Linked DNA regions of Mus musculus: all the other regions are linked to region 1. Evidence: chromatin loops called from intact Hi-C (ENCODE). Cell type or tissue: heart. All regions are shown on one strand. Links, peaks and the distances in the headings refer to the core of each region. The heading gives the core; the rest is flanking DNA. Region 1 has its middle 25 kb from the start of Gm33309. Region 2 has its middle 13 kb from the start of Gm40109. Region 3 has its middle 21 kb from the start of Gm33381. Region 4 has its middle 42 kb from the start of Gm33309. Region 5 holds the start of Atp1a1 (ATPase, Na+/K+ transporting, alpha 1 polypeptide). Region 6 has its middle 8.2 kb from the start of Atp1a1.

The links. Peaks named below come from ENCODE experiments on the same cell type or tissue, not always from the same donor. Only the 100,000 strongest peaks of a DNase experiment are listed, where the experiment ranks them.
Region 2: a loop joins it to region 1, with 2.2 times the contacts of the local background. A loop is called at or near these places in 7 of 42 quality-filtered maps.
Region 3: it touches region 1 in a loop (3-fold over the local background); 8 of 42 quality-filtered maps call a loop at or near these places.
Region 4: a loop joins it to region 1, with 1.9 times the contacts of the local background. A loop is called at or near these places in 3 of 42 quality-filtered maps.
Region 5: a loop joins it to region 1, with 2.2 times the contacts of the local background. A loop is called at or near these places in 7 of 42 quality-filtered maps.
Region 6: a loop joins it to region 1, with 2.3 times the contacts of the local background. A loop is called at or near these places in 8 of 42 quality-filtered maps.

The regions. Positions count from the first base shown.
Region 1 is chr3:101,710,223-101,715,412 of GRCm38, forward strand. No RefSeq gene overlaps it. Among named protein-coding and RNA genes, the nearest start is that of Gm33309, 25 kb to the right of the region's middle. In heart, for the core only: no CTCF peak of the experiment used is centred there; DNase peaks (open chromatin) are centred at 1,779 and 3,069; H3K4me3 peaks cover 1,750 bases; H3K27ac peaks cover 3,970 bases.
Region 2 is chr3:101,491,892-101,497,081 of GRCm38, forward strand. No RefSeq gene overlaps it. Among named protein-coding and RNA genes, the nearest start is that of Gm40109, 13 kb to the right of the region's middle. In heart, for the core only: no CTCF peak of the experiment used is centred there; a DNase peak (open chromatin) is centred at 2,230; H3K4me3 peaks cover 338 bases; H3K27ac peaks cover 962 bases.
Region 3 is chr3:101,804,296-101,809,485 of GRCm38, forward strand. No RefSeq gene overlaps it. Among named protein-coding and RNA genes, the nearest start is that of Gm33381, 21 kb to the right of the region's middle. In heart, for the core only: a CTCF peak has its summit at 2,106; DNase peaks (open chromatin) are centred at 1,496 and 1,996; H3K4me3 peaks cover 730 bases; H3K27ac peaks cover 2,784 bases.
Region 4 is chr3:101,777,259-101,782,448 of GRCm38, forward strand. No RefSeq gene overlaps it. Among named protein-coding and RNA genes, the nearest start is that of Gm33309, 42 kb to the left of the region's middle. In heart, for the core only: no CTCF peak of the experiment used is centred there; a DNase peak (open chromatin) is centred at 2,283; H3K27ac peaks cover 2,428 bases.
Region 5 is chr3:101,601,295-101,606,484 of GRCm38, forward strand. Atp1a1 (ATPase, Na+/K+ transporting, alpha 1 polypeptide) reads right to left here and starts at 3,413. Exons shown (of 23, transcript NM_144900.2): 1 at 3,109-3,413. The coding sequence starts at 3,120. In heart, for the core only: CTCF peaks have their summits at 2,833 and 3,549; DNase peaks (open chromatin) are centred at 2,827 and 3,427; H3K4me3 peaks cover 3,948 bases; H3K27ac peaks cover 3,919 bases.
Region 6 is chr3:101,610,306-101,615,495 of GRCm38, forward strand. No RefSeq gene overlaps it. Among named protein-coding and RNA genes, the nearest start is that of Atp1a1, 8.2 kb to the left of the region's middle. In heart, for the core only: no CTCF peak of the experiment used is centred there; no DNase peak of the experiment used is centred there; H3K27ac peaks cover 837 bases.

The sequences.
Region 1 (5,190 bases), core at 610-4,609:
CTAGTTTGCTGCTCAACCTTAAGGGCCTGAGTTCAGATCCCAGCACACACATAAGCTGCTCACAAATGGCAGCTCTAAACGGATACGACGCCATCTTATGACATCTTCAGGGACCACACACACATGTGGTCATGCAGGCACACATGCATGTAAAAATAAACAAGTATTCAAAACAAAACCAAGATTTAATTAAACCAAGATTAATTAGGCATGGTGACTCATGGTATTTAATCCTAGCCCACAGGAGGCAGAAGCGGAGGTAAGCAGGTCTCTGTGAGGCTAAGGCCAATCTGTTTTATCTAGTTAGTTGCAGGCCAGCTATGGCTACATAGTGAGACCCTGTTTCAAAAACTGAACAAAACGACCCCCCCAAACAAAAACAACAAAAAAACAAAGGCAAGACAACTCTCAGGGATGTATACATATATCAGGGTATATATACTATACCTCTCAGGGATGCATACATATATCAAGGTATATCTACTATACCAGAAGTTGTAGAGTAAATGGCTGAGAACTTGAATATTGGCCTCTGAGACCTGTTTGTATGGTTCTGTTCTCAGATTCATATATAGCAATGTGGGCTCATGGAAGTTCCTTCATATAAGCTTAAGTATTAATGTCTAAAGAGGGGAGATAGTGATGCTATTGCAAAGCACTATTCGTGCTTGCATACTACACCCCAACCAGACAGCTGCTAGTCTGCTCATGTTGTAAGTCAAGGCAAGAGGACATGAAGTATTTGGGAATATGGCTGGTCAGTTAGATGCAACCTAAGAAAGGTGAGCTTTGGCTAAATGACAGTCCATACATCCCTTTGTGGCCTAGGGACTGTGCTGGCTTATGGAAGTAAAGAAAGAGTCATAATTCAGAGTCATCACTCTTTCATGATTAAATGGGATAAAATTAGACTTTCTCACTGCCCCTGGCTTCCTCCACATTACGCAGATTGCACTGTGGTGGCTCTATCTCCCAGCATGCATTGGGGTTACCTCTGCCCCCTGGCCCAGGAAGATCAGGAGAGAAGTGGGAGGTGGGAGGCAGCAGCAGGACTACAGGGTGAAAATACAGGGCTTCATTCCTGGATAGTTTGGGGTGGGGGTAGGAGGGGTGAGGGACGAACAGGGATTCAAGCAAAAGAGGAAAAGGTGCCCCATCTATTTCAAGATGGTCTGAAACTGTTTCAAGATGGTCTGAAGCTGAGCCGTGTTTTTCAGGTCTAGCTTCTGTTTCAGACTCACAAATTCTACAGCACCTTGGTACTGGAAAGAATTAATGGGCCAGTTGACCCAGACACACCATTTCCAGCTCAGTGAAGGTAAATCTCTTGCCTAGTGTCTCAGAATCAGCTAGTCACAGCCCAGATCCAAACCTTGATTTCCTCCCTCCGTGGAGCTGCCTGGACGCCTCAAAAGGGCCTCTGAATTACTCTTTGCCCAGATCCCTGCAGTAAGCCTTTATGGCTGGCCTCACGGTTTTTTGGATCCAAGCCAGTGTTGGGGAGGGGTGTCGGGGACGAGAAGAAAACACCTGGGGAGTGACAGGATGGTCCTCCAGTTAATTTATCCACATCTGCGGGGACCAATTGGAATCAAAGCCTTATCATGGAGGAGCGTGACCCCCGACCTGTCTAAAGCAGCCCTGAATACTAACCAGGGTGCTTAGATGGAGCTAAAAATAACTGGCTAATCACCAGCAGGAAGAACTAACAAGGCCTCAGAAGAAAGGGAAATGTCTCAATCCTCCTCTCTCCTGCAGCTGGCCTCCAGCTGGGTGGGGATGCAGGCTCCTCCTGGCTGGTAATTAGGCCGCAGAGGCTCTGGGGCCTGAAGGAACAGGGCGGCCCAGGCCCTGCCTTCAGGGGGATCAGTGGCAGGGTCATTTGGGGTGAGGTGAGTTGGAAAATGGTGAACCCAGAGGAAATGAGCGGCCCAGGAAGAGGTCTGAGGAACCGAGCAGCCAATCCTCTTCGTGGTTAACAGCCTTTCTCTGAGAAGGTAAAATCCTTCGTTTAAAGGAAAGGGTTTTTATTCTACTCTGATCGGCCGCCCCGCCCCTTTGAAAGTCTTCCTTTCTCCTAACGTAGCGGTCCCCTCCAGAAAGCATGACTGGGGTCCACACCTGGGTACCTGCTTGGAAATGACTTCTCCTGAACAATCGTCTTTGGAGAAGACCAGAGTGTAACTCTAGGGAGCAGTGTAGGGCAGAAGGTGTAATTGACACTTAGGAAGAGTGACTAGAGAAGCCGTGGGGGCAGGGAGGGGTGCTGTGTATCAGATATCATGAATATCAGATATTTACGTTGCGATTTGTAACAGTAGCAAAATTACAGTTATAAAAAAAAAATCAATGAAAATGATTTTATGGTTGGGGGTCACTGCAACACGAGCAACTGTAAGGTTGCAGCAGTAGGAAGGTTTAGAGCCCCTGGACTAGAGCTGAGAGTTCTTCTATCTGAAAGAGTAGAGCCAAAGGGTTGTGATTCCAAGCTGAAGGAGGCAGTTGATGAGGCGTGGCAATCGTTTTCCTGAGACAGAAATCTACATGCTTACTTCTTCCAAAAGCTAAGATCATCTTCAACAGACAACTATAACCCAATTCACAAAGGAAGTGCTTGGAGTCCATCCCTAAGCATCCACATGTACATGTGCCTGCGTGCGTGTGTGCGTGCGTGCGTCCGTGCCTGCGTGCGTGGGTGGGCTGGGCAGCAGGCAAGGGGTTTCTCCCTCTGGGCTGTGCGCTTGGGTAGGGTCAAGCAGATGGGGAGGCAAAAGAAAAGAGCCAAGCGAAGGGAGAATTCAGAGACAGCGGAGCCTAGAGTCGCATGGCCACTCTTCTAGCTGTGGGTATATTGGAGTTTATCTTTCCCCTACAACACCCCAATCTGACTTAGGCCACTAGGACCGGAGTGTTCAGCAACCACGTCCACTTCCGGTTCTTTCCTTTGCTGAGAGAGTGTCCCTATCCTGTGTTCTCAGCTCTGTACTCAGGCCTGGGGCTCTCCAGTCTGCATCCCCACATGGCCACGGCCCTGGGACAAGGAGCGGCTGGGGAGCCCCCCTGGGGGCTGAGTTCTGGAAGCCTCTGAGCCCAGGTTTGCATTCTTTTCCGGCAGCAAGACTGGCCCCTCCTGCAGTTTGAGTCACGTCCTGGTCTCCAGGGAGGAGATGGGCTGCTTTTCTGCCGGAGGCACTGAAGAAAGCCAGACTGAGTGTTTTCTTGTTTGTCTTTATCCACAAGATTTAAAATTCCCAGACAGCATAATGACACTGAAAAGAGAAAGGAGCAGAAATCACAGTTGCTCTGTCACCGCCTGCTCCGTGATGCTGGCAAGTTGTTTAACTCCCCGGAGCTGCTTCTGTGACTGCGAAGAATGACTTCTCCATTGCCTCCCTGGGCTGTGTGCAGCCACTGAGAGCAAACGTTGAGTTGTGAACAACCTCATCTCCCTCCGCTGTGGGGTGAATTCGTGTTTTGATTAATAGCCTGCTGTGACAAGACCTTCACCTTCTCTCTTCTGGTTAAGTTTTTTATGTTGATACATTTTTCCCCCCTTTCCGAGTTTTGACAGAACACATGCGGATGCCGTCACAGGAGTGCTCCATATCTGTCTCCTGACCCACGAGCAGTAGTTGCTCTAGACTATTCCTAAGTGGAATTGTGGCGCTGTCTCAGTTCCAGCCTCTACTTTGCATAATTCAGGGAGACTACCACGGTTATCGGGCGCATCCAAGAATTCCTTCCTCTCATTGCTAAATAGTATTTTAGTCTGTGGTTGTACCATGGTTTGTCCGTTTGGATTGCTACTGTGAACAAAGTGCATTGACATTAGTATACAGGTTTTGTGTTCTTTCTTTCTTTAAGGGTGGGAACAAAAATATCTAGGAATGGAACTGCCACACAAACACAAGCTTAATGAGACAGGGCTGTTGCCAGTGTGAAGGTGACAAGATGGTGGGAGACAGGGGTGGCAGACTATCTACTGTCTTCCATGACAGGGCTTTCTGTGGTCACTGTGTTGCTTTGGAGAGTGCAGAGATAGAGGCCTAAGAGAGAAACATGCTATTGGTGAATGCTGTGTGTGTGTGTGTGTGTGTGTGTGTGTGTGTGTATGTTGCATGCATGTTGTGTGCATGTGTGTGTGGTATGTGTGGTGTGTGTGTGTGTGTGCGCGCACACACATGAGTATTTGGTCTTGTCCAAGGATGAAACAGGAGAAGGGCACAGCAGTGGGTAGGATGTCCTGGGGGTGGGGGAGAGGAATAAAGGTGTTAGTGCCTTCTGGCTCAAACAGTTCATCCATTCATTCTCTTTCCTTCCTTTCTGCTGTGACCTTTGCTTGGGAATTGAGTCCTTGCTGATGGAGTTCCTGCCACGTGAGTGTTCCATAGGAAGGAAGGGGTCCTCCAGGAGCAACCAGGGGCTGGCCCCATGGGATAAGACATTACAAAAGACATGGAACCAAGGCAGGGCCAGAGGCTCACAGCCCCACACAGGGTGGCTAGAATCTACTTCCTTCTCAACTCGTATTGCCAACGTGTGTGTGCAAAGTTATTTACCCTCTTCCTTGCTTGCTTTTTCTCGCAAACACGCTGGTGGTTTTATCTTCTAGGTGGGGCAGGTCAGAACATTCTGTCTCAGCAGGATGCCTCTTTTTGGAGAGAGTTCAAAAAGTGCTGCCCGAGTTACCTAGAGGACAGAGCATCTGGGGTGGGAGCAGTAGAAACCCAGGTTCTAGCCCTAGCCGGCTGTTGCGTTCTTGGAGGGAGGCTGGAGCTGAGTAGCACTGGGCAGGTGGCAGTCCCTGGTGCAGAGTCCTGCTTTTGGACTTGATGAAACCAGATCCAGTAGACTTGCCATTTACCAAGCCCAGGTATCGAGGATGCAAACCTGGGAATCCCAGCACTCAGGAAGTCAGGGAAAGAGTTCAAGGTCACTGTCAGCTAAGAATTCCAGGCAGCCTGAACTATTGGGAAGCTGTCTGCAACTATCTAAATAATAAAAGACAACAGCAGCAAAGGGTTTTTGTTTGTTTCTTTGTTTTCCTTCCTTCCTTCCTTCCTTCCTTCCTTCCTTCCTTTCTTACTAACATGAGTGTTTTTACATCAGTCTTTTCATTGGGGCGTTTAAAAGCGCAGATGAGGGGTTGGAGAGATGGTTAAGGGCACCAGCTGTTGCTCTCCCAGAGGT
Region 2 (5,190 bases), core at 658-4,657, 220 kb before region 1:
TTCCCCTCTCCCACTCTGTCTACTCCCTGTCTACAAAACTGAGTTATGCCCCGCACTAGAGGTGCAAGAGCGAGTAGAAGCAGATGCAGCAACTCTCTGAGGACATCGGGGACCTCATGGCCTGGTAGGATGGACTGTGGTCATCAACTAAATGAGTGCAGGCTTCTAAGTCTAAGGTGAGGACAGGCCTGGAGTCCCAGCGTGGCTGTTGGGGAACTGAGCTGGGCTGTGAGGCCCGTGGGATCCACAATTGTGAGGTGGTGGCTAAACAGAGCCTCAGGTCAGAAGAGCAGGTACCAGCTAAGAGGGCAGGAGGGAGGGGAGGGGAGAGGTGGTGGAGGAGATGTTTCCTGGCCAAGGATAGGACTAATAAAGCCTCAGTAGATGGGGACAAGAGTGTCACAAGAACTAGAAGACTGACAGGCAAATACTGGAAGAATGTGGAGTAGGAGAGGGCTGAAGGTTCTGGAGAAAGGGCCTGGGAGCCTTTTGGCTTTGTTAAAGAGATGGGCCTTCAGTCTCCTAGGAATGCATGGTTACTCCCACAGGGGAGTAACAGTAAGTGATGGTTGAGATCAAGTGAGTCAATTAACATTTAACCTCTCAAATAGCTCAACGGGATAAGCTGTTCAATGCATAGGGCACAGCAGTGGACACATGGGCAGACGAAGGGGCGACAAGGGGCAACCTGGAAGGCGAAATGCTCAGAGTTCAGACCTAGACCCCATGTCAAAGCCTCCCTTGGAGGACCTCAGAGCACCAGACAGGCAACAACAGAAAGCGCTCAAGGCAGATGTTCAACAGAAAGCAAAGGGAGCCTGTGTGTCTACCACAAGCCATTGCCTTCCTTCAAATTCGTTATGGACAGAAAGGGAAACCTAGTAACTGGGAACTCCTTTCTGAGTCGGCCACACACGACCTGACACAAGTCCGCTCTTCAACAGGGGAGATTTTCAGGTCCAGAGCTGGGATTCAGAGCGACCTGGGGCATTGAGAGAGATGTGGTCCGACTGCTGCTGCTTTCTGGGTTAAATCCAGGCCTCCCTGGCCATAGCACTTAGACACATTGATCTGATGCTTGATGTTAGGCCATGGGCAAGCTGCTCAGAGCTTTGGACTCTGAGTCACATCTGAAAATTGGGAACCGTGGTGCCTGTGTCAGCACATGGGGGTTCAGCACAGCACCTGCCCCCCCCCCCCCAACCCCAGGCCAGTAGCTCTCATACAGATGATTCTCTGTGATTAAGTGCGAGGCAATCAGCAACAGGAAGTTGTGAACATTGGTCCTACAGAGTCCTTGCCTGTCAGATGAGACAGCAGCTCCTGGGCCTCGGCTACCGCTTCTGACTACTGCTGAGCACAGGGACTCAAAACAAGCGTCACCTGCTGCTTTCAGCCACGCTGACAATCCCAGTGTATACAACGTTGATAAACAATTAAAATAGTGTAGCATGGCAGCTTGGGTGGTGGTGGGTCACACCAGTTATCCCAGTACAAAGACGTAGAGGCAGGAAGATAGGGAGTTTGAAACCAGTCGAAGGCACCTAGCAAGACCCTATCTCAAACATCACCCTCTGCAGAATTGAGGACAGTAAGGTGTATCAGCAAGTTAAAGGCACTTGGCACCAAGCCTGAAGTTGATCCCTGGGACTGACTGCTTCAGGTTGTCCTCTGTCCTCCACACAAGCATGGTAGCAAACATGCATAGCCCCCAACACAAAATAAATATATAAAAGGCAATAAAAATATATTTTTCGATCTCCATAAAAATTAACCACCCCAAACTGACAACACAAAATACTTCCGGAAACAGAGCTTAGCTGGAGGCAACTGAGACAGCTTCCCATATGTCAAGTTGTTGTGGAAGGTCAAATCTGTCTGCAGACTGAACTCCAGAGCCTATGAAAGGCCACGGAGTCAGAACTGAAGGGAAAACCTGCAAACAGGCAATGCCCAATGGTAGTGTAGTTAGGCTTTGCATAACAGCCTCTTCAGGGAGCTCTGAAGAGAGCAACACCTTTTAAGTCTACTGTACTAGATGAGTTCCTTAAAGTCAAAAGACCTAGAAAAACAGTGTCCCTGTTGTCTACAGAGCCCATGGCAAGGGAGGCAATACCAGAAATGGACACTAGAGGGCTCTCTCACACAAGTGATGTGACAGCCGTTCAGGTTCTTGAGCAGCTCCTTGGCAAGCTGAGAAAGGTCTGTCCAAGCCTGGGTGGGAAGACTGCCGCGGCTTGAGCAGTCATGTGATTAACTGTTAGAGATTTACAGAAGCCACACATGGCTTGTGGTGGGCAGACTTCTGTGAGCTAGCCGCCTTTCCTATGCACAGAAAGCTCCTGGTGACATTGTCTGCTCTTTGAGATTACTCCTGAGTATCTACATCATGTACAGTTGCTTCCCGGCCCCTGTCTTCTCACAGTCAACACCGCCAGCTGCTGCCACTCTGCGGCTGGGCAGATGAGAAGCACATTCAGGCTCCAGCAACAGCTGCAGTTGTTCAGTTGTTCAGCCCTCTTCGGAGCGCTGGTGGCTGGGTTTGGTTTCCGGTTTTGCCTCTTGCTGTCTGTGTCACCTTGGGCGAGCCATCTCCTTTCTGGGCCTCAGTTTCTTCATCTGTAGAACAGTTGGTACTAATCTCAAAATGACTTCCAGTAAAAATGGAGTTGATTGGTGTCTTAGTCAGGGTTACTATTGCTATGATGAAACTCCATAACCAAAAGCAAGCTGGGGAGGAAAGGGTTTATTTGGCTTACACCTCCACATCACCATTCATCACTGAAGAATTCAGTATAGCACCTCAGACAGGGCAGGAGCCTGGAGGCCGGAGCTGATACAGAGGCAGTGCTGCTCACTGGCTTGCTCCCCATGGCTTGCTCAGCCTGCTTTCTTGTGGAACCCAGGACCACCAGGCCAGGAATGACACCACCCACAATGGGCTGAGCCTTCTCCCATTGATCAATAGCTAAGACAACGCCCTACATGCTTGGCTACAGCCCAATCTTATAAAGACGTTGTCTCAATTGCGGCTCCATGCCCTCTGATAACTAGTTCGTGTCAAGTTGGCATAAAACTACCCAGCACGAATGGGAAACACCTCTAAACAGTAATACTTTGAGTTAGTCACATTATTACTCGGAGCAGGGCTTGGCAAACATTTTCTATAAAGGGCCAGAGAGTGAATGACCTGACAATATAGAAACAGACTAGTGTGGCTGTGTTTCAATAAAACTTTATTTTAGTACAATGGACAACTTCATGGGCAGTGAGTTGTGAGATGTGTTTGGCTTAGGGGTTTTGTTTCACCAACTCTCACTGCCTGCTTTAGAAAGGTCTGTGAGCCTTCGGTGGATTCTTTGTCTAAAAGGCAATAAGAAAAACAACAGCTGTGCCTGGTGTGTGTGGTGTGTTTATAATCTCAGCTACTTGAAAAGCTGAGCCAGCCTGGTGTGATGGTGCACACCTCTAATCCCAGCACTCGGGAGGCAGAAGCAGGCAGGAGTTTGAGGCCAGCCTGGTCTACAAAGTGAGTTCCAGGACAGCTAGGGCTACACAGAGAAACCCTGTCTCGAAAAAACAACAACAACAAAAAAGCTAAGCCAAGAGGATTGCAAGTCCAAAGCTTGCCTGTCTTGAGTATAGAGTAAGTTCGAGATCAGCCTGAGTAACTTTGCTCAGAGATAGAACACTTGCCTAATATGAGGCAGGTACTTCAGACAGAAGGAAGAGGAAGAGCCGGGAGGTGGGTAGGAAGCTGCTTGGTACGGGTGAGTCTGCAAGTGACCTGCATGATGGAAGACAAAGCGGCCGGGAGGGAACACAAAGGGATACACAGGCCACAGTGACGACCTTGGATTGCCATTTGTGGGCAATGGAAACCCAATGTACGGTCTTGAACAGGAGAGAGCCGTGACTGGCCTCAGGTCTGAAAGCCACCATGCTGGACACTGGATGGAAAGTAGCCAGGCCCTGGGTTGGGTTAGCAATGGCAGCATCTGGGAAATGGATCGACAGCTAATCACTATAGCAACAGCTATAAAGTGGTGGAAACAGAAGCAGAGGAGGCCAGCAGTCTGTGGAGAGACTATCTTGTGTGTTGTGTGGATGCATCACTTGTCAATAAAAAAAAAAACAAAAAGCAAAAATCAAAAAAACCCTATGGCCTATAGGAAAGGATAGAATAGAAGGCGGAACGTCTGGTAGGCAGAAAGGATTCTGGGATAGGGCCAGGCGCGAGAGGATTTGGCTCTTGGAACCGAAGGAGGACTAATGGCACCTGAGTGGAGGTAACCTGCAGAACTTCAGTCAGAGTAAATGGAGTATTAATTTATGAGCTAGTCAGATTATATGCCAAAAAATTATGGGTAAGGTGTTTGTAAATGTATTTCGAGCCTCAGTCATTATTCTGGGAGTCTGGAAGCAGGAGGAAAAAAGCTTGTCTTTTACAGCAGCCTTTCTACTGAGCCTCCACTCTCTGCTCTCCATGAGAGGTCATGTGGCCTAGGCTGCCTAGGAATACAGTTCAAAACCGAATGAGCTGGAGTGTCTCTAAGGACTCACTCAGCCTCAGGTACCCTGGGTTTTGTAATCGTGGTTGGATTGCTTTGGGCTGGTTCAGTTGGAGGAGCAAGCATGGTCTCCATTAGCCAGGTCTCTGAAACCTGGACTGGTTTCAGGGTCTGAGGAGAGAATCGATTTTGAAAATTAACTCTGCTCCCACAAACTGCATGTGGCGCCCCATGTGGGGCTTACATTATGAAGCGAGACCAGGGAAGCTCACTTGCTGCATGAGAACTAGGAAGTCACGTAAGTGGTCATGCCCAGTATCTGAGGCTTCCCTGACCCTCCTGGCCTTGCATTTCTTCCCTGTGGCCCTGAGCAAGTGGTTTCCAAACCAGGCTGGCCATGGTGTCATCCAGAGAGCTTCAGGGTATGCAAACTTCCACGCTGCTCCCGGCTAGATTCTGACTCAGTTGGCCTAGGAATCTACATGTGTAAAAAAATCTCACAGGGAAAATGAAAGAGCTGCTAGGTTTGGGGTCTATGGGAATTCTTTATCTTTCTCTGTCTCCCTGGCTGCCCAAGCTGCTTCCCTGTGTTGTGTTAACTCTCAAGTCTCTTCTGGGCTGAGCTATTGACGTGAGAAACTATTAGTTGTCTTGATCTATATCCCAAGAACATATCCAC
Region 3 (5,190 bases), core at 360-4,359, 94 kb after region 1:
GTCTGGCCATACTGTGAGAGAACTGTTTCGTAGGGGTCCCTAAGTGTCCACTGCAGTTCCTGCCCAAAGGAGAGGCTGGCCAGACCTGTGGATCAGTGGCTCTGGGTGGGGAGTGAGAGATATGGGGCTGCTAAGGTTGGGGGTGGGGTGTTGGCAGCAGGAGCCCACATTAACAGGTGACAAGGGTGTCCAGGCAGAGATGCTGGTACTATTAATAGGAACATACGTCACAGATAATGCTTTTGTGTGTCAGGAACATGGCCGCTGATGGATTGCGAGACTTCAAAGATGACATTGAAGTGCTAAGGTCAGGTGCTAGGAAGAGAAAACAGAGCGGGGAGGGTCTGGCAGCCAACGCCACTCGGTGTGTTTGCTCTGTGCATCACAGGTTTGAGTGGGAACTGCTTTGTGAAAATCTCCAGCTGGTTGCCAAAATATGAGCTACACGAGTGGCCCAGCCTGTCCCTCTGGACCCCTGAGCCATAAATAGTCAGGAGGACCCAACTAAGGGGGGTGGAGTTCATTTTGTCGTGTATGGAGTCTCATTATGTAGACGAGACTGGCCATGAATTCATAGAGACCCAGCTGCCTTTGCCTCCTGAATGCTGAGATTAATTGTGTGCACCTCTACCCCCCAGCTAGGGCGATTTTGGAGGTAGCCTGCAGGATTCCAACCTGCAGAATGCTGGCCTGGCAAGGGACTGGGAGGCTCCTTCCTTCACTAAGGACAAAAGGAGGATTGGGACCGTCTAAGCTGGGGATGGGGTGGTGGTGGCCGGTGTCCTATGACTTGCTGGATCAGGTAGACATTTTGTCTCCCATGGTTCTTAGAAAAGGCCGTTGAATGTCTGACGATTTGAGATTCCATGGTTTTGTCAGCCCTTCTGTTTGAACAGAAAGCTCCCTAATCCATGCCCCTCTCCACATTCACGCATAACTGGTTAACAAGTCATACCCGAAAATACGAGCCTCCCCTTCGGTGCACGATGCTGGTAGATTGGATTTTATTGTTGCCATCCTTGGGATATTCTTGTTTGCTAGGGTCTCCACGAGACACAAAGCTATAGATCAATCCCCTGCCCTGTACTCCCAGTCTTAATGTTATACACTGTTATTGAGGAACTATGGCTTCAGAGGTGAAGGGCTGGAAGAAAACCAAGTCTTTCTGGACCCTCAAATTCCTTTCTTCCTGGCCTAAGGGGCATTGTTCGGATCATAAATTGCAGGCCTTTTAAGAAAAGCAAACAAAGGCTAACTGCATTGCAAAGGTCACCGGGCCCGTGGAGAGAGCGCGTGATTAGCTTCTGAAACAGAAGGCTTTGAGGACTTTACAGGGTTCAAAGGTGCGACCAGAAATTTTCAGTCCAGGGCAAATCCTAAGAAGTCTTCCTCCCCCATCTGTCACCTCAAGAGCTCCGCCCATCTACCTTCTGGGAGGACCCGCTGCTGCGGACAGGGCTGACAGGGCGGGTCAAGCAAGGGCAGGAACATGCCCCACCCCCTCCCCTCAGACCAAGCCAGGAACAGGGGAGGTTTCCACTTGGAAAGCCATCCTGGTCGGCTTCTCCACGTGCCTCTCTGTCACCTGCACTGTGAATGACTAGTGATGACTTATACGCATGCCCAGGCGGTGACCTTGGATTTTTTTTTTTTTTTTTTTTTTTTGGTCTGTGATTCTCAAATGTTTATGAATAAATTGATAATGCCTACCCTGGTTCAAAGGATGGTTGGAGGGATGAAATGAGATAAAGCACAAAGAACAGGAAATGTACAGAACACATATCCGTGGATTTTAGGGGCCTGAACTGTTCTTTTCTGGAACATTCTCACCCTCCACCCATCTGTTGTCTTTGTGCCGAGCTGGGTGGGGGACGCTTGCACTGGGTGGGGGACACACGCTGTGTGTCCAGGGTGGACTGTACTGTGACTGTCCCCATGGAGTCAACACTCCCCTTTGCCAGCCTCATCCAGAGCATGGAGAGCCTGTGGGTCAGGATAGCCTGTCTGCGGTGGGAGAGGGCCACAGTGTGGCGAACTGCTCTCCTCCGCTGCCATTGGCCACGGTCAGCAGCCAGCCAGAGAGAAGCCGCGAGCGCCCCCTGACGTCTTCACCGCACAGCACAGGCGGGGCTGCCACAGCCAAGCAGCAGATCTCAGTCAGCCAGCAGAGATCGCCAAGTGTGCCCTGCGCATCTCCTGCTGGTCTGCTGTAGGTCTTTACTCCGTTTGGAACACCTGTCCTGGTCATAAAGGACAGGTTTCACATATGTGAATCCTACATAGAGAGACCCAAGGGCAGAGGACATTTTTGATGACCATTACCACGGAGACAAAAGGAGAATATTCTAGAAGGAGGCAAAAGAGGAAAGGGCAAAATAAGAGAAGACTATGGGGCTTGGGGTGAAGAAGAAAAGGAGTCCAGACCCTTTGGGCCCATGGCTCACTAAGTGAGTTCTCCATCCATGGTTGCCTCTTGGGCCTGAAACCACAGGTTAGGTTTTGTTTCGAGCCGCCCTAATGTTGACTGCCCCACAGAATATTCCCATCCCCCTCCAGGTGGGGAGGAGAGTCTACAACTCTGACCAAGTTTGGGCTGTCTTTGGGAGATGTGATTTGCTCAATTACGGCACAGTTCCCTGACACTCGGCACTGATCTCTCATTCCTTTGTATCCAAGCACCCCGGGTTGGGTCCTGACAGGAGAGTCATGAGCTACGAGGACTTAAAAGCTAAAGCTGGCAAAGGAAAGTGACTCCCTCTCAGAGCAAAGCTGTTGAATGAGAGGAAATGAATGGTCTAGACTCAGAAACAAAGCAATGGGGAGGGAGGGCTTCTGCCAAGACCACTGCTATTTGTTCCCAGGCTTGGCAGGAAGGGAGAAAGCCTGAAAGCTTTGCTGACAAGCATTGTTTACAAGCAGAGAGAGTGTGTGTTGTCCACACAGCCCTCGAAGTGCACCTTGGATCCCAGTCAGGATAGCAGACACCAGCTGTAGGGAGCTGCGATGCAGGCCCATCAGTGTGCCTTCTCAGGTCTGCTCTATCAGGCTGCACAGAGAGAGGAGGCAGGCACTTCTCAGAGACAGGCTTCTGGAGCCAGAGGTCCTTTTCCTTTCTCACTGTGATTTTTCAACATCTCAAAATTGCTTTATGAAGAGCCTCTTCTGAGCCTTGCAAAACTTGAGATCAAGTCCAGTTCCCCTGCCTCAACGCAGCAAATGCATGAAAACCCATCTTCCTTCCTCCCATCCATCCATCCATCCATTCATCCATCCATCCATCTATCCAAGTCTGCATTTATCAAGCATCCATGAAGCATCTGCTCTGCACAAGTCATAGTTCTGGGTGCAGAATTCAGAAGTGAACAACTGAAACAAGCCTCATCTGAGTGGAGTTATTTTCCAATAGGAAAACAAGCCAACCAGATAGGGACAGTAACAGGGTGGTGGGGAGCTCGCCGAGTTAAGCTGGTCTGGGAGGACTGAGCCATGTTGACATATGGCACGGAAGGCTTGTGAGCCAAGGGACAAATAGGTGCAAGGTGTGCAGAAATGTACTTGGTCTATTCAAAACAAAGCAAAGTGAGCCAGTGTGGGTGAACAGCTCGCAGGAGACTGACGGCAGGCGCCAGACCTGTGTGGGCCTTGCAGGCCATGGTAGAGAGCTTTTAAATGAGGTGATGAAAGGCCACTGGAAGGAACAGAGCCCTGAAAAAATATGACTCAGTGTGCAAGCATTTAAAAGAATTCTAGCTCGTGGGGTGAGCTGGTGTATCGGGATGGGATGGTGGGATGGGAGGCAAGACCGGATCTGCCGAAGTCTACAGGGTCAAGGGGATGGCTTGGCCTAGATACGTGGGGAATATTAACTTGGGACCATAGTTAGAGAGCAGCATGGGGACGTGGGGGTCCATCCGGCTTGGATCAGGTTATTGCAGACTGTAGTTTATCAGATTAGCCCTCAGGGTAGCACCTTCTCACGTGACAGGGCTGCAATGCTGAGTTAACTGCACGGATTCTAAAACCTTCCTAAACGCATTCTTGATGTAGAAATACATAGCTCTCCACCAGATGAAGCAAATCCAAGAACCAACCGTGGCAGACAGGTAGCCAGCAGTGTTGGTCCTTGGGGCCAGGAGTGGAGTCCAGGAGGTCTGCAGCCTTTCATCAATGGTCCTCCAGGGATGGAGGAAGATGCACATGGCTTGCTGGAGAGGGAAACCTAGCAGTTTCTGGAGTCTCCCGATTAAGTTGGGTCAAAAGGCGACATTTCCAGAATGGGTTGGATGAGAGCAAGTGTCTCTGAAGGAGACTTGGACATCTAGGCATTATCACTGGGTGATAGAAAAATCATGTAGACACCCCCTAAGGATCTGTGACCACAAGGTGATCTTGAATGCTTTCTCTCTGGACTTGTCTATTTGTTAGCTTGAAAATGCACAAGCATCAAATGTAATTTAAATGATCTTGGCTGTGCTGTTGGATAACTGGCAGGTTTAAAAGTCAGTCTTTTTATGTAGTTCAGCTTCAATCTAGACCTCAAACAATCCCCACAGATGATGTTTAAAGGAAGAATAAACAATCCACATTAAAAATTAACAAAGCACACAAAGAAACTATCATAGATTGTAAAATGAAAAAAAAAACAGAAATGACACTCTGGTGATTTCAGATATTAGAGTGGTCTTACATGGAATAAAATCATTTATTATATTTAAGATGTAAAAGAGGAGCTTAGAACATGACCATGACCAGGAGACCCCAAAACTGTGTTTCTCAACCTGTGGGTCATGACACTTGGGGATTGCATATCAGATATTCTGCATATTAGATATTTATGTTACGATTCATAATAGCAGCAAAATTACAGTTATGAAGTAGCAAAGAATTTTATGGTTGGAGGTTGCCACAACATAAGGCACTGCATTGCATGGTCATGGTGTTAGAAGGTTGAAAACCACTGCCCGAGAGCTTAATCGCACAAATCTTGGAAATGACCAAACAGACTCTTAAAATAAGAACCAAAATAGTAGAGCTATATTCAGTGGACACAGCAATACCACATTAGATGCAGCTTAAGAGAGAATTAGTCAGTTGAAAGGCGGGTGCAAATGTATATCCATCCAGAATGCAGTTCTGAGAGATAAAATAGTGTAAATTGTCAAAGCTGAAAGTCACAAAGGGTAGTATCGC
Region 4 (5,190 bases), core at 445-4,444, 67 kb after region 1:
GGGCCAGTAAATCTTCTCTTTCATCCCTATGGTCCCACCAGCTCTGAGAATATGTAGGGCGTTCCCTCACTCTCTGACAGGCAGGCTTCTTCTATTTCTTTTCCACTAGACAATTTCTCATAGGCCTGTGTTCATGTGTGGCCCACATGCCCTTCATAACTAATGGGATGTGTTTTGATCCCTAGATTACTAAAATCACTTATTAGAAATGGCATTGAATGGGGATAAGGAGATGGCTCAGTGGTTGGAGGGTATGCGGCACAAGCACGAAGACCTGAGATCAAATCCCCAGCACTTACGGAAAAAGCCAGCCACGGCCGCTCACACATTTCTTTAGGTTATATGTAGGAATGTTTTACCTGCATATGCGTATGTGTGCCATGTGTGTCTGGTGCCCAGAGGGGTCAGAAGAGAATGTTCGATCCCCTGGCTGGAGTTCCAGAAGGTTGCATACAGCCACGTGGATGTTGGGAACCACAATTCTGCAAGAACGAATGAATGCTCTTAACTGTTTAGCCATCTCTCCAGCCTTTCTGACACATTCATAATCCCAGGACAGGATGGGTAGAGACAGGATTTCTGGGGCTCATTAGCCATCCAGTTTAACCAAAATATGGTGAGCTCCAAGTTCAATGAGAGAGCTTGTCTGAAGGGAATAAGGCAGAACACAACAGAGCAGGACACCCAAGCCCTCCTCTGACCTCTGCATATGAATGTGTGGAGCCCACGCATCCACAACCATGTATAAACAAATGCATGTGCATGTAATATAAATACACATACACATATGGAGGATCATAGAAGTTGATAGAGTTGTTTTGTTTTGTTGCTGTTATTTTAGGACAAGATCTCACTAGGTAGGTCTGAATGGATGACACTTACTGTGTAGATTAGGTTGGCCTCAAATTTACAAAGATCTCTCTCCCAAGTTCTGGGACTAAAGGCATATGCTATGAAACCTGGCGATTATTTTAAAATCCTCAGCAAAATGATCAGATGGGACTGAATTTCACAGGTAGCAAGAATCATCTCCCATTGTTTTGTTATCCTAAATAAGCAAAAAATATCTTGATGATCTCATGGATAGAATTGGTGGATTGCCAGGTTTTTTATTTACTTATTCTTTTTGTAATGGTTGGACTCAAACCTAGGGCTTTATGAGTGCTAAGCCAGGGCGCTACCACTGAACTTCCTCCTTAGCACTTGATTTTTGAAGATAGGGTCTTACTATGTACCCCAAGGCTAGCCTGAAACTCATTAGCCCCCTGCCTCAGCTTCCTGGATGCTGGGATTGCAGATGTGTATTAGTTCCTTATCCTGATGTAGCAATAAAATTCCTCACAAAAGGTGAGAGAGGAAGAGTTTATTTTGGTTTGCACTTTGAGGAAAGAGTCCTCCACAGAGAGGGAGCCATGGTAGCAGGAAAGCTGGGCAGTTGGTTCCCCTGAGTCAATAGTCTGGAAGCAGAGAGATGAAAGTTGGTGCTCCACCCACTTCTGCCTCCTTATTTGGTTCAGGACCTCAGCCCATGGAGTGCTGCCACCCACATTGGGGTGGATCTTCCCACCCCCAAATAATGTAGAAACTCCTCATTAGACATGCCCAGAGGTCTGTTTCCATGGTGATTCTAAATTCCATTAAAGGACAATCAAGATTAACATTACACAGGTGTGCATTCTAGACAGAGGGAGTATGCCGCCCGGGGAGGGGGGGGGGGGAGCAAGGGACGAGCAAGCATGACAGCCGGAGCAGGAAGGGGACAGCTCACATCCTGAGCCACAAGCAGGAAACAGAAAGCAAACCCGGAATGGCACAAAGCTTTAAAATCTCAAAGCCCTCCCCCAGTGACATACTTCCTCTTGCAAGGCCACACCTTCCGAAGCTACTCAAGCAGCACCACCAACTGGGGACCAAATGCTCAAATACTCATATGAGCCTACAGGGACCTATTTGTATTCAAACCACTACAGCTGGCTATTTTATTTTAACCCCCCTCATTTCACATTCGTCCTGAGTGAAGCACACTTTAAGCAATGCTATTATCAACCTTATCAGGATTCCTTCCCTGGTAGTCTAGAAGAATCCTACTTTCCCATGGCGAGGGAGGCGTGGCTAGGACTGTCATTCAATAGCCCAGTCCGCCTCCTGAGGGCTTTCACTGTGTTTTACAGGAAACCACGGAAAGTTATCCCATACAGACAGCTCTAACAGAACAACTTCCTTTTCCCTGGTCTCCTGGGATCTGAGTAGTTAGTGCGGGAAGACAATGACGGGGCTTGTGAACAGGAAAAGGAAGCCACCCGTCGTCTGTCTTCTCACAGTTTCGCTGGATTGGCTGGGTTGGCTGGGAGTGTAGTGAGGATCTTTGACTGACTCAAGCAGGGCAGTCCAGTGTCTTTTTTTTTTTTTTCCCAGGAGGACTTGCTGATTGCTAGTTTCATATCGCCACTGACATACAAGTAAGGCCTGTGTGGGAAAGAAAGCCCTAAGTAACAGGGAGACTCCCAGTGGTGTAGACCAACACACAGGAGCACTCCTTTGAGACCAGCAAATGAATACAGCATTCCCATCCTGCCGGCGTGCCCTGGAGGACTGGACAAGAAGGAGCATGAGGCATACTCACCAATGAGAGTATCTTAAGTAGCGGGAAGGGTCAGAATTGCAGTAAGTAAACAGAGTGATAGCAGTTACAGAACATTCGATTGTGTATAAAAGAGAAATATCACAATGCCTTTTAAAAAAGAGAGAGATTTCCACATTGTATACTGGGGTACATGGCAGGAAGCTAACACACCTCCAGAGATGCACCTCCTTCTCTTTCTTTTCCATCCATAGTGTGTTGGCTTTTCTCTCTATGTTATAAAAGGGCTACTGGGCATCCAGTTATTGTGCCCATATTCATAGCAGGAAAAGTGGGGAGGGCAAGAAGCAAGCTAGCCAGGTCTGGCCATTTCCCACAGAAATGCCTACGCTTCTGAGAGTCTGCTTTTGGTTTCTTCCTTTAACAAGACTTGGATCCTGTGGTTATCTCTGGATCAATTCCCTTGCAAAGTCTCTAGAGTTCATGGTTGTTTCAACCAGGCAGTTTAACCACCCTCTGTGCCTCCCCTTGTCATTAGAGGTCCCCAAGGGTAACTGAAGAGACTGGGATTCTGTTGAGGACAAGGGACAGACATCATCGGGTGGTGTCTGTTAACAAAAACTGTGTGTCAAAAAGACTCTAATAGCATTGACCACATTGTTGGCAAACTGAGAACTCAGAATGCTGTGTTCAAAAACTAAGAGTCTCAGACTACCAGTGGTTAAGTAATTGTGGGACCCTTCTGAGTTCATGGAGGAGGCATGAGGAATGTGAGGGGGGCAGAGAGAGGACCCCAGTGCTTCTTAGAGAAAAGAGTTAGAGGAAAGCTGACAAAATGGGGACATAGAAGACAGTGAGTGGGTGCCAAATGCATACTGTACTTTCTGTCTCTCTGCCCTGAGCAGTTTGGGTTGGAGCTTGGGGGGGTGTTGTGCACATAGGACAGATAGGAGAGGGAATGCAGATGGGTGCTGCATTCACCCAGGACCCCCACCCCACCCCGGGTGGACATAGTTTTTCAGAGGGAGGAGCCAGTTGGTTGCAGCCTCACTCTGCCAGACACTCACTGGACCCAGCCTCAAGGTGCCTTAAGCAGGTCACCTGCAATGCAAGCTCAGGACACATGTCCCAGGGGTCATCTGAGGAGCACTCACTCCAGAGGAAAGACCTCATTGTTCCCTTCAGCATGAATGCCACCCACCCCTGCCTAGCGTCTTCCCACCACCACTGTCCCCAGGCCTGCAATACTAATTTGGAGGGTGTCAGTTTTCAGAGATTGAGTCTGAATGGTGGGGTTCAGAAAGAGGAGGGAAGGAAGAGGCCCTTGGAGCAGGATTTGTTTATGCAAACCCATCCTGCCCCTTCCACCTTAGCCATCATCCCAGCAGCTGTGCCCTACAGTGATGAGCACAGGGCTTTGGTGACGTCACCCCCTCTGCTGCCAGGAGACATAAATTCCATTTCCCAGAAGATGCGGCAGACTGTAGCTTCTGGGCAAACAGTAACACTAGCGGTAAACATTGGCGGAGAGACCTTCAAATGGAAGAGCTGTGTAGACCTGGAGCAGCCAGGCTGCAAATCCCCTAATGGAGAAGGATCTCATGCTTCAGACAAGAAGACAGGACTCGCAGTGGCCAAAACAGTAATTTGAAGCCGTGCCCAAGCTATCAGCTCCTAAGCCTAATCATTAAACAAAAAAACATGCTTAACTGAGGGAGGACTATAGAAACCAGGTAGAGACCCCCTCCAGGAAAACAAACACACAAACAAACAACCCCACCAGGTCACTGGTCACTGCTCATTCATGGAGGAGTGACAGAAACGATGTCACTGGGGGGGGGGGGAGCAGTGGAAAGAAGAAGGAGGGGGAAGAGAGAGAAGCAAGGAGAGAGGGGGGAGAGGGAGAAAGAGAGAGAGGGAGAGGGAGAGGGGGGGAGAGGGAGAGGGAGAGAGAGAGAGAGAGAGTCAGTCATTGCCCTGGGGAAATCTAGGAGGTCACAATTTTAGTTACCCCTGAAGGAACTCACCAGACAGTCCACAGACTGTCCGAAATTTAGACAGCCAGGGTTCACCTGAACACACACACAAACGGGGCAGGTGGCAAACTTCAAGCTGTCTTCTAGATATAACTTGTGGGAAAAGGCCACCTGCAATGTTTTTAAATAATTGAAGTCCAGTTCACATGGTGTCTCTCTGAAGAGGCAGTCACTTCCAACCTACCAGAGGAGGGAGGCAGAGGCTGCCTTCATCTTGCACACTGTGGGACACTTAACAAAGGAGAGGCTGGCATCTGGGGACAGACTCCAGCTGTGCCAGGTCTGTAACACAGAGCCTCAGGTTGAGCGCAGCTCTGCCTAGGGAGCCAACAGGACACAGCTTCCTGTGTCATTCACTCAGTCTCAAACCCCTGTGCAGTGAGTCTGGAACCTCCAGGGATTCCCAGTGGAACCAGACACTAAATCCTATTCTAGATTTTTTTCATCAGCTGAGAATATCGCTCAGTTGGTGGAGAACTTGCCTGGCACGTGTGAAGCCCTGGGATTGGTTTCCAACTTTTCATAAGTCTGGGTCATGTTGCTCGCTTAGAATCCTAGCACTTGGAAGATAAA
Region 5 (5,190 bases), core at 409-4,408, 110 kb before region 1:
CTTCAAATGAAGCAATACTTTAACTTAGCTTTTCATACAGAGTCCTTCAGGGCTGTTTAGTTAATGGTTCCCTCTCATTATTGAGGTACTCCTAAAAGAACAGTCTGTGGAGAAGAGAAGTCACTTCTCCGTGCACTTGTTGCTAAGTAATCCTCAGGCGTTGGTTTTGAAGAGTTCAGGGATGGATCAGTGCGAGTGCCAAGTCTCTTCTCTAACACTGGGCCTGCTCTTTATTCTTAAATGTGATTCTAAGTTTTAGTCCTCAACTGGATAAACACCCTACTAGACCTTTATAAAGCTTTTTTGGGGGGTGGGGTGGGGTGGGGGGTGTTTTCTATCATCTTGGGTTTAAAAAGAGCAGCCTCCCGGTTTCTTATTCTTCCACCCCAAGGTGAGTCACCATTGTTACAAACTTGCCAGCAGAGAACGCTACAAATTAACAAACAGCCAGCGGCCAGCCTTATAATAGGGGGTGGGGGTGTGTGAGTGCTGATAACCTTCCAGGCAGGGAACTGTTTCAATCTTACAAGGTGGAAACAACCTCACAGCCTATTTTCTGTTTTCCTGGACTTCCAGGACCAGCCCCAGTGTCAGCGCCCCTTACTTGTTCCTGTCCAGGCTGGGCCACTTTCCATTGGGAAGACTCTGCCTCACAGGGTTTTGAGTCTAAAGTACTAGCTTTATAGCAGCCAGTGGGTATTTAGTCACACTTTCGAGTTTAGCTCCAAAAGGGCAGCTGATAATGTTACCCTACAACCAAGATTCCTGCTGACATGTGTACCTTGTGTCACCTCTTTCCCTGCCTGGTCTTTAAATCACTACCCATAAGATAGGATTTCTTTTCTCAGCATCTAAGTTAATAGTAAACCAAACCCAGGACTGAAATGAAAGGCTAGAGAGACGCTCCCTTCTCCCACCTTTTATAAACGTTTAACAAACAAGCCAAGGCTCCTACATTTCTAACAATTATGATGTGCACCTTGGGTGAGCTAAACAGTTGTGGGTGGTAGGCCTTATGAGGCTATAAGCCGAGTCACTGGCAGAAAACACTGAATAAGAAAAAAGGAACAAAATCCTATTTTATCCAGGAATGATTCAGCAAGCTGGACTTTCATTTTTCTTACCAAATGTTCAAGACCCCAGTTTTGATAGCTAGGAAGAATCATTTGGAGATATCACCCACATCTAGACCCTAGATGACACTTGAGAAAAGGGGTGGGGGGTGGGGGAAAGATCACAATGACCTTAAAAATTAGCTGCCTTTAAGCTTCTTGGTTAACCAATTATCAAGAGGGTTTTAGTCATCGCTCCACCCACATTTTAATCCTCATGTGGAAAAATCCCAACATTTCAGTATGAAATATTCCTCTGACCAGTTTGCCATTGTAAGCCACAGAGAAAGACATGCACTCATACATGAATGCACACAGGCAACCTAATATCCAATGTATAGAATAGAGTACTCCAAATACTAAGTTCACTAGACACCTGTTAGGGTACATTAAACACTTCGGTTGAACTTAACTAAATTCTCAGTTGAACTGTTATTGTAGCACTTGAGTGCCTCTGTCCTAGGCCTAAAGGCATAACTCTGACTTAAACGTCCTCCTGGATTATTTATTATTATAAACACCCCAATTTCTTCTGGAGGATAACTTCAGAGTTCTGCACACAAAATGATGCTTCAGAGGCAGATGTTATGTGTAAGCTGAGAGCAACAGGTTGTTCAGCACCTGTTGCCACTAAACAACCGTTTGACCTTGAACAAGTCACTTCACCTTCCTAGGCTTTGAACTTCCTAAAAGCCGCTCAAGGTCTCCAAATGACAAAGATACTTTTCGAAGGGATAGGAGATAAAAGATGGGGCTTTAAGGAATAAATGGTTTATAGGAACGGCTTGGATGGCATGTAGGATGGTGTGACACATAGATCCGGTTTCCATCGTGGAAAGTGGAGGCCAGGAGGGAATCAGTTCTTTGCTAGGATGCTGCATACGCCGACCAGCCCACACTGGGCACTATCGGGGTCTCTATTCTCTCTTCCTGGCCCACGTCTTATAATCATCTCTTTCAAGTCTCCAAAGAATGTGCTTCCCTCTGGCTCCATCCAGTATATACCCGGGTGCCTTAGGACCTGCAGTGTCTACAGCTTGTCTGCTTGGTCAGCCCTGAAAAGGGTGGAATGGACTCTCCCACCTGTATTCTCATGACTGGTGCTTTTTCAAGCTAGGAACTGATATTTTCAGGGTTATTTTTTTAAGTTTTTAATCTGCTACTTTGAGGTCAAGAACTAACTCTTCCGAGGTGGACAGCAGTAACCGAGGTGGGAACTCAGTGTTGTTCGTGCCCGATTCCCTCATTCTCTTCGGGAACCGCTCTCGGGTGAGACAGCAGTGCAGGAAACCCGCATGGCTTTTCTAACACCATCAACTGCCCAGTCTCCAGTCCTTTGTTAGATTGACAGTACCCTGCGGCCCTGAAGGGTCAGCCTGGCCCCATTTAAGAATTGTGCTCCGACATAAAACAACACACCCCTCCCCGTCGTTAAGACGATAACACCAGTTACCAAAGGCACATCCTGTTATGGACAGTGGCCCATTTTAAAGCTCTCAAAAGTATACCTTAAAGGCTATCTTTGGGCTGTGAAGTCACACCCTTTCTGGCACCAGCTTCGCTGGGCTGGTTCGGCCTAAGGGGAAGCCAGTTTTTTTCCTTTGGGGGAGGGCGGTCGCCTCTGCGGGGAGCTGGCCGAGCCCCAGCGCCTCCAGGAGAAGGGAGTCTCGACCCGGAGGCTGCCCTCGCCGGCGCCGGGCCGCGGCGAGGACCGCCACCGCGAGGGGGCCCTGTCGGAGCTCCCCGGGGGAAGGGGAGGAGCGCTCCTTCCCCTGGGCACGGTGGGAGGAGGGAGAAAGGAAGCGCAAGGCGCGCGGTGAAGGCGACCAGAGGGCTCAGGCAGGGCAGGCGCCCGGCTCAGAGATGCCGCCCCGGGTGCTCCTCCTCCCGGGCCGCTGCCCGCGCTCAGCACCCGCCCCTCCATTGCCGAGAGCCCGGTCTCTAAGCCGCTTCCTCCCGCGCCCCCGCCCGGGGCCCGGGCTCGCCAGACACTCACCCCCTTCCCCATGGTGGCGGCGCTGCGGGCCCCGCGCCGGGTCCTGTTGCTGGAGACTAGAAAGAGAAGAGAGCAGCTCCCGGCCGGGAGAGCGGAGCCGGGGGAGCCGAGAGGCGGGAACTAGGGCTGCCGCGGGAGGAAAGAGGGAGGACGGCCGGCGCCCCGGACCGAGGCCGCCGCTGCTGCCGCCGCTGCTGCCGCCGCTGCCACGTGTCCGCCTCCTCCCGCCGAGGCTCCGCGCCCCAGACCCAGCCGCAGCTCGAGCCCGTGCCTCCTCCTCACTTCCTAAAATATGCAACCTGCGTGATGGCTCCGCCCACGCGTGCACGTCACCGTTACCGGAGCAACCTGACACCGGCTCCAGCTAGCTCCGCCTCCGCCTCTAACCCCTCCCAGCCGGGCCCAGACCGCGCTAGCGACTGCCTGCCCTGGGCTCCCGGCAGGAGGGCGCCGGTGCCCAGGACGCGGGTGTCTGGGTCTCTCAAGGGCTACGGAGCGCTCCCGCCTGCAGAACACTGGGGACTTGAGTGAGCAGCCTGCGGAGTAGGGTGCGGAAGGTCCACAGTGGGTGCGGCGCAGTCGGGGCTAGTCTACTTGCTCAGCGTAGCTTTTCTGGGGTCTCGAGGGGCCGGGGTTGGACAGCAGCTGCACGACTCCGAGGGATTCCTCTCTGCAGAATCCAGGCCGGCATCCTTCGGCGGCGGCGGATGGTGCTTTCCCTTTGATTCCTTCGTCCTGGGGTCCTCTCACTCCACCACTAGAGAAATGCTTCAGGACATATACACACGCGCGCGTGCGCGCATCACTTACATTTCCCTTCCCTTATGACCCCCAAATGACTATATAAAAAAAAAAAGTCAGTAAGAAATTCATTCACAGCACTGTATGAATGAAATCTTGCAAAAGAGGAGGGGGGATTAAACTGTTTGTTGGAGAGTTTCTCCTTTTTATGGCAGAGAAACCTAAAACCCAAAAGAACACCCATCTTTAGTAAAAGAGGTGGCTCAAGCATTTTGAAGAACAGCATCCACAGCATCCGTGGTTACCTTGAGGGTCTCATCAGACTCACTTCCAGCCAGTCGCATCCCACTCTTGGCCTGGCAGAGTTGCAGGGCGGGGCTTCTAGTTTCAGTGGCTAAGCAGGCGCTGTGATGGCTGAAACTTAACATCAGAAACAACAAAGTATTTGTTGTTGTTCTTACCAATCTCAGGAAAGCAAGCAGTCTGGGAAAGCTTAGGATTCAGAAGAGAAACTCGATTTCCATCTCTGAAAATACCTAGAAGTAAGGAAAACACTAACTTCTTAGATATAGACCTATCAACTTCAAGTGTCAATGCTTTGTAGGATGTAGAGCTTGCAAAAAATAGGTGGGGGTGGGCAGAGGGTAAGGGAAGGAGAAACACCCAAACATCTAGGCACTGTGTTATCAGTTCCTCCATAGAGCAATTCTCAGTACTTCTTAGAAACAACGGTTGCTTATACAACTGTTGCTTATAGCAGAAGGCAGCCTTTATCTCTTCCAGTGATCTACAGAACTTGATTAAATCAGTTTGGGGCTTAGAGAGAAGAGGAAACTATAAGCAAAATTTAAAATCACGATTCTGGGGAAAGACCCTTCAAATCCAGAGTACCAGTACCAGCCCTGTTAGTTCAACTGGAGGTCACAGAGTGTTAGCTAGACTTAAGAAAGTGCATTCCTGTGCATGGCAGATCACTGCCACTGTGCAGCAGGCTTTGCTTGCTGAAGACCTTACTTTAAGATGAATTGCCTATAGGCTCTGATCTAAATGGGAAAACACAACAACTAAAATACAGAAAGCACATGCTTGGGCTGTGGTCCTCCTTACTCATCCACTCACTCATCAAGATAAGTCTGATAGGTCAAGACGCTGCTTTATCTCCACAGCTGCTTCCTTGCAGCTTGGGGTGCTGACAGCCTCTCAGGAGACCCTGGGTTTCTAGTTGTGTTCAAGGATGGAGAAAGGGCAAAATAAGTATGGACGTCTAATTAAACCCTGTATTTTGCTCTTGACTTCATACAATAGTTTTTAACCTGTCCTGGAGTTCTTACATGGCTCCAA
Region 6 (5,190 bases), core at 424-4,423, 100 kb before region 1:
TGGCCTACTCATTTTATTTAAAAAGCACATACAAGATTTCTTAATTTCCAGCATGATCCTCATTCTCCACCACTTCCTCCCAACTGCGTCTTCCAAATTGTTGAGGATGGGAGAGAAACGGACTGGGGTTGAAGCTTACGCTTCACAATCAGTTAACATACAACCCCCTAACCCAAAGATGGCTCAATTTTCTGGGAAGACAGGGCATTGTCTTTCTTCTGGTTTCCTGATCCGTGTTGTTAAATGAAACTCCCGGGTAGACCAGAGGCTTCTGTTGTTGTTGGCATTGTCAGAAACCAGTGCTTAATGCAATTGCAGTGACTAAAGAAAATTTAAGCCACCTGGCAACCAATCTCACAATAAAGATTGGCATTATAGGGGATAGAAAAAGGAAGAAGAGTCCAAATTAATGAATAATTTAGCTTCAATTGCCCAAAGAGCTCCAGTTGTATTTGTTCCTTGTGGCAATGAATCTTAGTGTTCTGCCTTCTTGAAAGGTTCCTGCCAACTTGACATTTGATATTTGCTTGCAGACATAGCAGTAGAGGTAGAGGTGGTGGAGACAGTGATGGTGGTGAGATAATGATGGTGGTGATGACTGGTGAAAGTGATGGAGGTGCTGGTGGAGGTGGCAGAGATGCGGATGATGGTGGTCCAGATGTGGCTGATGGTGGTGATGCTCACAGTGGTAGTGGTGATTGAAACAGTAACTGTTTCAGAAGTGTAAGGAATTATCTCGATTCCAAACACCTACTCAGCCTGGGAGATGTAAGTGCCCAAGAAGGATGAAGATCCACAGATATTGATGTAAAAGAGGAGGGAGTACGAGCAGAATCCACTTCTACTCTCTCTCCCTCCCTCTCTCCTGCTCTCATCCAACCAGCAACTTGGCTGCTGACACACAACCTGCCGGTCCCACCAAGTCAGGTGGCATGGGTCACCCCAGGCCCTGCCTGTCTGAATAATTGGTTATTACAGAACCTGTTAAGAACCGGGGGGGGGGGGGGGAATAAGGCCACCAAAATGTCACAGCTGCCATCCAGACAAGACACCTTCAGAGTAAGAAGCCTGGAAACCCAGGGTCCTCACTGTAGGGGCTGATGCCGAACAGCCTTAGGGAGAAAAATATTGTCGAATTGTCTCCAAATGCAATTTATTTTCCTTTCTCCTTTTCTTTCTCTCCCAGCTCCCCCCCCCCCCAAATCAGATGCCATCTGCTAATAAAATTGCTAATTAGCTGGGGAAAGCTATTCTATCCTCCTAAGAACAGACCCAAGAGGGAGCTGTGTTACAGGCAGGTCACTTCAGTTCCAGGAACCAGCAGCCACATCATGCCAGGCAGGCATCTTGCTTGGGGCTGGAGCTTCAGGGAGCCAGCACAGGCCAGGGACACACTTCCCTCCTATGGCTCTAATCTCATAAACCAGAAGTGCTCAAACTCAATATATTCTCTTCGCCCTCTCATTTTTCATAATGGAAAAAAAAAGGCGCAGTGAAAGTTTTGAATTAAGAAGCAGTTGCCATCTGGGTAATTGAATTCTGCTTGAAGCAGGCCACCTGGTTCACATCAGCTTCTCTTGGCAGGTATGGAGGGATCAGCACAAACTCTGCTTGACTTCTAAACACAGGCTCGCTCACATTCCACGGGCAGTGGAGAGACCTTAATTTCTAAGCAGTGACAGCCGCCTTATATCATGTTACCTCGATGCACGGGAGAGTTCCCTGGATGCAGACAGATGAGAATTATAGCACAAATAGTTGGACTTGTTGGTTCCTGGTCACACGCTCCCTTTATAAACCCAAAACTGAACCGCCAGTTCCCTTTGGCTTCCTGTTTGGACATCCATGTCAAAGACACACAAGTGGCTTAAATCACCTTGCTCTCCTTGAAGAGTCAAGGAGTTGAGACTAGTGGAGGAAGAGTGGGTAGCCCTGGAGGAGGGTCAGCCTCCCCTACCCTGCTGCCTCCTACGGAGCTGCCCAACCCTGTTATGCTTCTGTAGCCTGCACAGCATGAGGGAGTTGCAGGCCAGACTCTCCCTCCCACCTCAGAACCACAGACTCAGAGAACACAGGAATCAGAGCGCTAACTGTGTGGCTTCCCAGCCAGGGCTGTCCAGGCCAAGAATGTCTTGTATTTACGTGGAGTGACCTTGCTGATGTCAAGAGGAAGGGTTAGCAAGGACAAGAAGAGCAAGGAGCAGAGCTGCTGGGAACTCGGATGGCCACGAGCAAGACCTTGTGTTTCAGCCTGTTTCTTCTGTTCCTGCAGTGTTTGTAGCAGAGCAGGGGACAGCCCGGTGGCTTGTGCACACAACCTGTGGTTTTTAGTTGGGAGAGCCTCTGCACTGGACGAAGCTCTTCCCACAGGGAGTGAGAAGTTTTACAAAGGAGTTTATGGAGTAAGAGTCTTACAGCAGGAACAACCAGCCCTGCCTCCTCCTACCGGATGGGATAAGGCTGAGGGGCTACAAGGGTTTCCCTGCTGTCTTCACAGAGCTGATGCAAAGATTCCCAACCCGTTCTCTTTCCAGCCACCATGTGGCTTCCTCCTCAGTAGGGCAACTAGAAAAGAATCAGCTTTGGGGACAGAAATGTTTTGCAAAACAAAACAAAACAAAACAACTCCAGAAGGTTATCTAAAACATGCAATTAAAAAAAAAAAAACAAAACAAAAACAAAACCCAGATCTTTAAAATGGAATTTTCCATGATGACCTGGTATTCATACAGTGCATCTTGAAAGCCTCATTTCTCTAGAGAGATGTATCTACTGGAGTGGTGGTGGTTTGCAGGGTTAGTTCAAGGCCAGCATGGGCTAAATAGCCCAGACAGAAATAGAAAACAAAGAGGACACAAAACAAAAAGGTGAACCAGGTGTGGTGGCCTACACCTTTAATCCCAGCAGAGGAGGCAGGCAGATCTCTGAGTTCGAAGCCAGCCTGGTCTACATAGAGAGTTCCAGGATGGCCAAGGCTACATAGAGAGACTGTGTCTAGAAGAAAAAAAATTGAGAAATCTTCCTTCCTTCCTTCCTTCCTTTCTCTCTCTCTTCCTCTCTCCTTCCTTCCTTCCTTCCTTCCTTCCTTCCTTCCTTCCTTCCTTCCTTTTGTTCTCTCTCTCTTCCTCTCTCGTTCCTTCCTTCCTTCTTTACTTCCTTCCTCCCTTTCTCTCCCTGTTACACACATATGGAGTTATATCTAAATGCATACATAAATGCACACTATAGTTTTCAACTGTATAGCATTCAAAAAAGCATTTTTCTCATTTCAACTTGATGTCAAAGTAAAACAAAGTTAAAAGCAAAAACCAAAAACTTTGCAGGGTTTCTAGGTTCAGGGACCAAAATCATTAGCATCAGGGTGGTTGGTGTATGACTTTAATTCTAGAACTCGAGGCAGAGGCAGAGGCAGAGGCAGAGGCAGAGGCAGAGGCAGAGGCAGAGGCAGAGGCAGAGGCAGAGGGAATCTCTGGGAGCTTGAGGCTAGCCTGGTCTACATCCTCAGGAAGAGTCCTCCCTGCTTCCTTCCTTGGAAGATGCTCCTCACTGCAAGCACAGAACCCTGGGCCCTACCTCACACCTTCAGGGCGCTGCCCCACACTGCTGGGTGCCTTTGCTCCCTTCTGTTTCAGAGGCTTCTTTTCTCTTGAAGAAGGCGCCAACAGGAGCCTCTGAGGAGGGTGTGGTGGACAGTGGCTGGGGTGAGAGGGATGGGGGATATGCTTGACACATACATACTGGAGCTTGGAACAGAGAAGTTAGAGTTAGCTGAGGAGCCTTGTCTGGTCAGTACTGACTCCCAGCTGGCCACTCTCTGATGCCCTGGAAGTGTTGGATCTCCCTTCTTAATCTAACAAAGTGTGTGTGTGTGTGGGGGGGCAGGCGGGGAGAACTTGCTTAAATTTAGAAAGCTGTCTTAATATTCTTTCATCCATAGTATCTTGCCCTCAAGCGTTGAAGTCCTCAAATTTACTTTGCAGAATGAGTTTTGTCCAACCAGGTTTTTTTGCATGCGTCAAAAGCGGTGGTTCTCAACCTTCCTAACAGTTTCTCATGTGGTGGGGACCCCCAACCGTAGAATATTTCATTGCTACTTCATAACTGTAATTTTTGCTACTCTTATGAATTGTAGTGTAAATATCTGATATGCAGTATGTCTGTTATGGGATCCCCAGAGGGGTCACGGCCCACGAGTTGAGAACTGCTGATCTAGTCACTCACATTTTAAGCCTGGGAGAGATTGCTGTCTCTGTATGCTCCTTTCTCTTGCCAAGTGGACAGTCTCAAATCTCCTTGTTCCTGCGCTGCAGCTTCCATTATCCTTGCCTCTCTCTCTGTTTATGCAGAATGACCTCGTCTCTGGTCTGGAACCAGCTAGAATTTCTTCTTTCCCACACTGGGATCCATGCATGGTGCCCAGGAAATCAAATCCTTTACTTTGGAATATAGGAGTTCTGGGGGAGATACTGAGTTTAGATCCAATTACAGGATGCGGTTCAAGGATGCTGGAGGGACCTGTTGATCCCAGGATCCCAAACAGAAGAACTGCTTTCTTAGCAACGTAACTGTTCTATTTCAACATCAGTATCAGCTTTGGTGTTCTTATTTGCTATTTAAAGGCTGTTTTTCTCACAGCATCCCACCAATAATAAAAAATTGGGTTATTGTATGAGACTCACACTATGACTGTGTCAGAGGGCTATCCCAGAGCCTCTGTGAACATCAAGAAAACAAATTTCTCTCAGGAACTTCTTTTGGGGGTCATTGAGACATTGGGGAAATATAAAATACCCAACAATACTTGCTTCTCACCGCAATACATTTCTGGAAGCCACATGGAAAATCCTAAAACTGATCTTCCCTGTGGGATCTGTGTTATAATTGGATGCTGCATTCTTGACCAAAGACTTGGCATCAGATAAATCACTGATACTAAATATGTCACAGAGGCAAAGATTCACAGTTTAAATCGGTAGTTCTCAAACTCAACTGAGCATCAAAATTGTCAAAGGAGATTGAGTAAAAAATGCTGATGCCTAGGTTCCATCTGGAACCAGCTGAAGCTAGATTTCCATGGGTGGGGCCAGGTAACCATTTTTTTTCCTTTGTCTCTTTAAGGATTGCATCTTTATTTATCAAGGACCAAGAACAAATAAAGGGAAAGATGTCAAGATGTCACTGGCACTTAAA